2 separate regions of the Homo sapiens genome follow, and region 2 is linked to region 1. A link is a contact called in ENCODE Hi-C or POLR2A ChIA-PET data. All regions are on one chromosome and are shown on one strand. Each heading gives the region's core, a stretch centred on a gene start or an enhancer-like site at or near the end of the contact. The rest is flanking DNA. Distances are from core to core; before and after follow the strand shown.

Region 1 (3,419 bases), core at 444-2,943:
TTTGAAAGTCTAAACAAATTTACCAACCTAGTTGAATACAATCCAGTTTTTCATACCCGCAATTTTGTAGTCAATTCAGATAGTGCCTTCCTGCCTACTCAATTCAACAGGTATTTAGTGGGTGATTCCTATGCACTAGGATTGTTTCAGTCCCTGTCTAACCAAACTCTGGTTATCAAGAATTAGACAAGGGTGGCTTTGTGAAGCACAGAAACACAAACTGGCTCTTGAACTCCCTCACCTCTAAATTGTCCAGACACCTAGAATACAAAACAGTAGAGCACCCAGATGGTGTCCTATCTTGCTCTGATTCTCACTTGCCAATTTCAAACCATGTTTTTGTCCCCAAACATACCAAAAAACGTTTGAGTACATCATATATCTGTACACCCATAATATCTCATGCCAATCTGAGCACAGTACCCTCAAAGGTCAACTAAATGGCTGAGTTAGCTGACAGCCACATAATTTTGATCCAAGAATGCCAGCTTAATACTGAACTGACTCACCCAAACCAACCAGGGGGACTCAAGTCTGACGTGGGGGTGATGTAATACACTAAGGCCACAATACAAGAATATCCTTACTACAGCAGCAAGTAGTCCTATTTTTGACAACATTTGATGAGTGAGAGAAATTCAAAGAGAGGCCACAGGATGTCAAGAAAAGGTAAGGGTGAAGCAGGAAGTAAACCAAGAGCTGGTCTTAAAGCAAAATCCAGGAGTCAAAAATCCTCTTCTATCCTAAGTAGGCCTGATTTGGGGGGAGTCCATGTTACTGAACTACTAGAAAATTATATGTGGAAAACCAGACGTTATATGTCAAGAAAATAGGGGGTAAACCAATTCTACATTATAACCTGGTTTGGTTTTCCTTCCCCCCTCCAATCTATAAATGTTGAGAAAGGAAATGAGAAAGGGAATAATATCTGGTGATTCCATACAAAAAGAGAGCTGGACAAATATGGATAACATATAATGAATTTTAAATCCCAAATAGAAGACAACTCCAAGTGGACTTAAACTCTCCCTCAATTATGTTCTCACACCATCTAATTATCTTCCTGTTTTAGACAACAGTTTTGAAATGTACTTATTTGTGACTACCTCTGTTTTCCTCCATCAAACGCCACACTTCCTGAGGGCATGGCTACTGTATCACCCATTTCTCGAAATTTATCTAGATTCTGGGCCTCAGTTTCCTCCTCCTTCCTCCTTCCTCAGTTTCTGTCAAGAGGGACCAAGAATAGCACCAACTACATTGGCTTGGCGAGGAAATTAAATGAGAACGGGCATGCAGGGTGCTTAGTTCAGTCAATGTTTATAACCTGTTAGCATGGTAATAACAATAATTATCGTTACCGTTATTAGCCGACAGCCTCCCGCAACTCTTTTTTTCCTCCGTTTCCCGGACGGACTTCACAGCAAAATCCTGTCGCCAAGAGAAGCGTGGCCCGAAGCCCCTGCTCGCACCCTGCCCCGCCTAGGCGGCGACCGAGCACCGCAACCGCCTCAGAAGCCAGGCCTAGCGGCGCGAACGGCGCTAGGGGCTGGAAGGTGAACTTCAGCCGTTCCAAACTCCGGGAGGAGGGAGACCCGCGCCCTAGCTGCTCCCTCTTTTCTTCCCACGGCTCACCTAGCCTCGCCTCAGATCTGACAACGAAGCGCGAGCCAACCCGCCGCGGGACTCATTCAGTATCGTTGAAATTTTGAACCCAGGCAGCCTAGTCGAATGCACCAATCAGAGCGCCGGGAAAGCAATTCCAGGCTCCCGATTGGCCCTACAGACCGCAGCAATACCGGAAGTCAGAAGGAGGTACCAGCGAACAACGCGGCCCGGAGTTCCTGGGAAGTGTAGTCTCCTGCGCCTGCGTGAGTCCACTGGAACAGCTCTTAGGAGTACGTTATTACAAAGACCGGAGTGCTCTGCTCCAAACTATTTGGGAAAGGTGGTACCAACTGAAGAGGTGGAGAGTCAACCTAGATCACAGAATGGCGCGCATCCTGGACCTCTCCAAGTTTTCAGGGAAGAAAACTCTATTTTTAAAAATTATTCTCGTTATGGTTGTGCATTATCCCTTGAAGGTTCAGGGAGTTCACTTCGTCTTAACATGGAGTCGCCTGCATGCAACATAGACTCGCCCGTAGCGTCCTTCCCAATAGTGCAGGAGTCTTTGAAACCTTTTACCCAGTCCCTGCCCTGATCTTATGAAACCCGCGGTTCGTTGGGAGCTTTATCCGGTTTTATTCCCAACTGCATCCCGGCTTTATGATCCCCATGTCGTAAAAAGAAAACAAAGTCTAGGAGAAGTTGAACAAACATGTCCAAAATCACATAATAAATGGAGAAGATGGGATTCGAATTAAGAAGGTCTGTTCTTTTTATACACCACCGATAATTAATTAGAGGCCGGGCTTCGTGGCGCTCACCTATAATCCCAGCTCCACAGGAGGCTAAAGCAGAAGGATCCCTTGAGACCAAGAGTTCCAGAACAGCGTAGACATCATAACGAGACCACCCCCACCATCTTAATTTTTTTTAATCAATTAGAAAATAGCAGCAACAAGAACAACAAAACAACCCCCTTCATAATACCAGCAAAAGCTAAAGATTCAAAAATTAAGCCTAGGCTGGGTGCGGTAGCTCACGCATGTAATCCCAGCACTTTGGGAGGCCGAGACAGGCAGATCACTTGAGGCGATGAGTTCGAGACCAGCCTGGCCAAAATGTTGAAACCCCCCCCCATCTCTACTAAAAATACAAAAATTAGCCGGGCGTGCTCGCGCGTGCCTGTAATCACAGCTACTTGGGAGGTTGAGGCAGGAGAATCACTTGAACCCAGGAGGCGGAGGTTGCAGTGAGCCAAGATTGCACCACTGCACTCCAGCCTGGGCAACAGAGCGAGACTCTGTCTCAAAACAAAAAAAAAAAGGTCAAGGCAATTCCAATGAAAGTCCCAGTGGGTTCTGTTCTGGAATTTGCCAAGTTAATTCTAAAGTTCCTATGGAAGAGTACAAGTACTGGCATCTTGAATTTTGAAAAAGATTGGGGGATTTATGTACAGATTTTGTACATATTAACATGAAATTATAGTAATTTTTAAAGTATGGTTCAGTTAATTCACACCCATGGGGGTGCAATCGGCAAAATCCAGACAGGAAAACCACAGGACAATTTAGTTCCTTCAAAACATAAACTGCCAGAGTTTGGTTTTGTTTTCTTTTTGTTGTTGTTGTTTTGTTTCATTTTGTTTTTTGAGACGGAGTTTCGTTCTTGTAGCCCAGGCTGGAGTGCAACGGTGTGATCTCAGCTCACTGCAACCTCCGCCTCCCGGTTTCTCCTGCCTCAGCCTCCCAAGTACCCGGGATTAAAAATGCGCCACCACACCCGGCTAATTTTTATATTTTTTGATAGAGACG
Region 2 (3,419 bases), core at 534-3,033, 130 kb before region 1:
ACCTGAGCCATCATACCCAGCCAAATTTATTTTAGAGATGGGGTTTTAGTATATTGCTTAAGCTGGTCTCAAACTCCTGGGCTCAATTGATCCTCCCACCTCAGCATCCCCATGTGTTGGGATTACAGGCATGAGCCACTGCGCCTGGCTTTCCACTCTTTAAACAGCTGGGTCCTTCTTATATATCACCTCTCAGCTCAAATGCCACTTATTCAGAGAGGTTCTCCCTGTCTGCTTTGTTTCCTTCATAGAAAACTGGGACCATTTGTAAATAATTTATTTGTTTGCCTATCTTGTTTGCCTTCCCTCCTAGATCTGAGATGTCTAATATGTAGCTACTAGCTGCATATGGCTAGTAAGCATTTGGAATGTGACTTGTCTGAATTGAGATGTGCTGTAAATGTAAAAGACACCAGATTTTGAATAGTTAATACAATTTAAAAAGGATATAAAATATCTCATTTATAGTTTTAAAATACTGACTATATGTTGAAATGATATTTTGGATATATTGAGTTAAATAAAAATATTATCAACAATTAACTTGTTTCTACTTTTTAAATGTGGCTGCACATGTGGCTGGCATTATATTTCATTTGGACAATGCTGGTCTATACCATTAGCTAATGAAGGTAGGAACAATCTCTACCCACTGCTGTGTCCCTAGTCTCTATCATATACTAGATGCTCAGTAAGTATTTACTGAATAATTTGGTATTTATGAGAACTCTGGGCTTTTATGAGAGCTGAGACGGGCAGCCCCATGTATGCTATGAACTTGAGGGAGGAAGAAACAGTTTTATTTTTCTCCAATCACTGTATTTCAAAGGGCTCTGTGGATTCTCTCTGTCCTGCTCTCTATCCACAATCCCCAGTCACCTACTACTATAGATTGAGGGGTGGGGGTGATGGCTGAAGGAACAAAGCTGGTGCAGCTGCTTCTATTTCAGTCCTATAGGAAGTGTCTTGATTATTTTACATTCTCCAGCTTTGGTCCTAGAAGCCAGGAAGGGCTCACCTCAACATCCTCAGAAACACAGATAGGGTTAGCTGGGGGTCACGGGGACTTTCCCAGGGTCATCTAGCAGGTCAGAGGTGAACAGGGCCTCAAACCTTGGTCTCCAGACCCCTTCCAGGACCCTGACCTCTAGCTATTAATACATCCTGATGTAGTCTCCTTCAGACTGGAACCCTCCCTCAAACCCCTCTCCCAACATTCACCTGTAATTTCTTGGGGCACCTAATGGCAGTTGTGCCTGGTCCCAGCAGAGCTTCCCTGGATGGCACCATCCCTCCTAGGGGCCGAAATGGATGGAAGGAAGGAGTGAGAGGATGGATGAATGGATGGGAAGATGGACGAGTGAATGAGTGAACAGGAGGGTGGGAGAATGGATGGGAAAGGAGGAAGGCTGGTTGGTAGGGTGTCTCTGCACGGGTGGAGAGGATGTATCGGAAGGAATTACCCACTTATCCCGTTCCAAGCAGACTCTGAAGAGCAGAGAGCCCTCGGCGATCAAAGTCCAGCCCCGTCACGTTTCTGCTAGAAGCCGAGGCGGGAGAAGTTGGGTGCTTTCCCCCGGGGCCCGCAGGGACGTCCAGGCAGAGCCGGAAGGGGGACGGGAGTTTGTGGGCCGGCCGGGGGGCTCTAGGCGACATCCCCCCATCCGCCCGCGCCTGCCGGTGCCAGGGTGGGGTAAGGCCCCCGCCCCCACCTCCGGAGGTGGCGGCCCCACGCGGCCCCAACAAACTGCCGTTGTCCCGCGGGCCGTGGGCCCGGCACACTGGGGCTTTGTCCGGCCCCCCGCCGCGACCCGAGGCGGGGGCCCCACATGACCGAAGGGGTAGGAGGAGCCTGCGGCGGCGGCGGTGGCAGCGGCGGCTCCACCACCATTTCCCTCCCGGGCCGGGGGTCGGCGGGCGGTGGCGGTGGCTGGGCAGGGCTGGGCAGGGCCGCGGACGCCAGGCCCCCCGTTCCCCGCCAGGCTGCAGGCGTCGGGCCTGGGCCGTCAGGGCAGCTGTGACCGGATCGCTTCCCGGGCGGCGAGCTGGGGGTGCACCCGGACCGCCGCCCCCGGGATCATGGGCAATGGCATGACCAAGGTAGGGGGCGGGCCCCGCGCAGCCTCCCCGGTCCCCGCCCCGGCCGCCGCGGCCCGGCGCTGACCAGCTCGGTCCGCCCGCCTCTGACCTTCTGTTCTCGCCGGTCTCCGTGCGGCGGCATCTCCGTGTCCCTGTGACTCGAGACCGCGGCTGTCGGGTCTCCCCCTCTCTGACCCTGCGTCTCTGTCCCCGCTGTGTCCGCCCTCTCTCCGTGACTCTGTGTGTCTCTCGCTGTCTTGCTGTGGCTGTCACTCCCAGGCTGTCTCCCAGTGAGTCCTGCTCTCCGTCTGCATGTGTCCCTCTCCCTTGTCGCTGACTCCTCGGCTCTCTCCGGGGCTGTTTCTCCATCCTGTCCCGCCTCTGCCTGTCATTGCCTTTCTGCCTCCCCAGCCCCAGAATTTCCATCCCTGCACCCTGCAAGTCTACCTCTCTCCTCTCCTCTCCTCCTAAGACCTGCCTTCCTCCTCTCCCCTCTCATACCCAAGCTGGCCTCCCTTGGTTCCCTCGGTTGGTTAACTGGCCCCCTAGCCTACCCTCCCCAGAGCCCCAGACCCCTCTCACAGAGGACTCAGGGCCCACAAAAGGGAAGAGAGTGCTCCCTGAGCCCTGAGGTCCATACCCTTCATGGGACAGAGAGGGGCTGTGGGCCCCCCAGCTGCCCTGGGGGTGGAAGGGGGTGCAGCCCCTGCCCCACTGACCCTTGCCTGTCCTTCCTCTAGGTACTTCCTGGACTCTACCTCGGAAACTTCATTGGTGAGCACTGCCCACTCTGTCCCGAGGCCATGGCACTCTGCCTGTCTCAGGCCTGTGTCCACCATTCATGCCCTGGCCCATGCATCTCAGGAATGGGGTTGGGGGCAGGGAAGCGGCCCCAGGCTGGGAGGGGGAAAAGGCTGATGGAGGACAAGGGGTGCACATGCAGGCGAGTGTCCCCAGGCTTGAAGGGACATGGAGGGAGCATGGGGGCCTGACACTGACATCCCTCCCCGCCATTCAGCCTTCCCCAGTGTTCTACCACCAGACCAAAGGGCCAGAGCAAAGGGCTCGGGGCCTGGGCTGTGGACCTGAGCAAGTCTACACCTGCGCTAAGCCTCAGCCTCCTCCTCAGCACAAAAGGTCCACCAGCTGCTGAGCACTCTTCTGGCCCTGAGGTTCTGGGTTGAGGTCTGTTTGCGGGTGCTGCTTCTAGCGGGGAAGCTGGGAACTCTTCCCCCCATAACTTCCTCCTTGTCAGAGGAGAGGTCCCTGGAGATGGGCTGGGCCTTCTTGTGAGCAGGGTCATGAGCACCAACACTGTCGCACCCCAGAGCCCTGGAGCA

Evidence for each region. Hi-C counts contacts between places; a loop is a spot of excess contacts on that map. ChIA-PET counts read pairs that join two places held with the same protein, here RNA polymerase II (POLR2A). Pooled maps may share reads with other maps.
Region 2: a map of CD4-positive, alpha-beta T cell shows a loop between it and region 1 (2.8-fold over the local background). The contact joins the promoter of TTLL9 here to the promoter of TPX2 in region 1. A Hi-C loop is called at or near these places in 2 of 168 maps with a recorded cell type or tissue (CD4-positive, alpha-beta T cell and CD8-positive, alpha-beta T cell) and 10 of 50 pooled maps. POLR2A ChIA-PET finds 5 or more read pairs at or near these places in 4 of 52 experiments (B cell, GM12878, OCI-LY7 and 1 more).

The regions. Positions count from the first base shown.
Region 1 is chr20:31,737,564-31,740,982 of GRCh38, reverse strand. It overlaps TPX2 (TPX2 microtubule nucleation factor), which reads right to left and starts at 1,693. Exons shown (of 18, transcript NM_012112.5): 1 at 1,362-1,693. RefSeq lists enhancers at 1,381-1,540, 1,631-1,680.
Region 2 is chr20:31,868,998-31,872,416 of GRCh38, reverse strand. It overlaps TTLL9 (tubulin tyrosine ligase like 9), which reads right to left and starts at 1,783. Exons shown (of 15, transcript NM_001008409.5): 1 at 1,468-1,783; 2 at 1,222-1,295. The coding sequence starts at 1,290. It overlaps DUSP15 (dual specificity phosphatase 15), which reads left to right and starts at 1,890. Exons shown (of 7, transcript NM_080611.5): 1 at 1,890-2,100; 2 at 2,820-2,853. The coding sequence starts at 2,080. RefSeq lists silencers at 1,854-1,953, 1,974-2,243.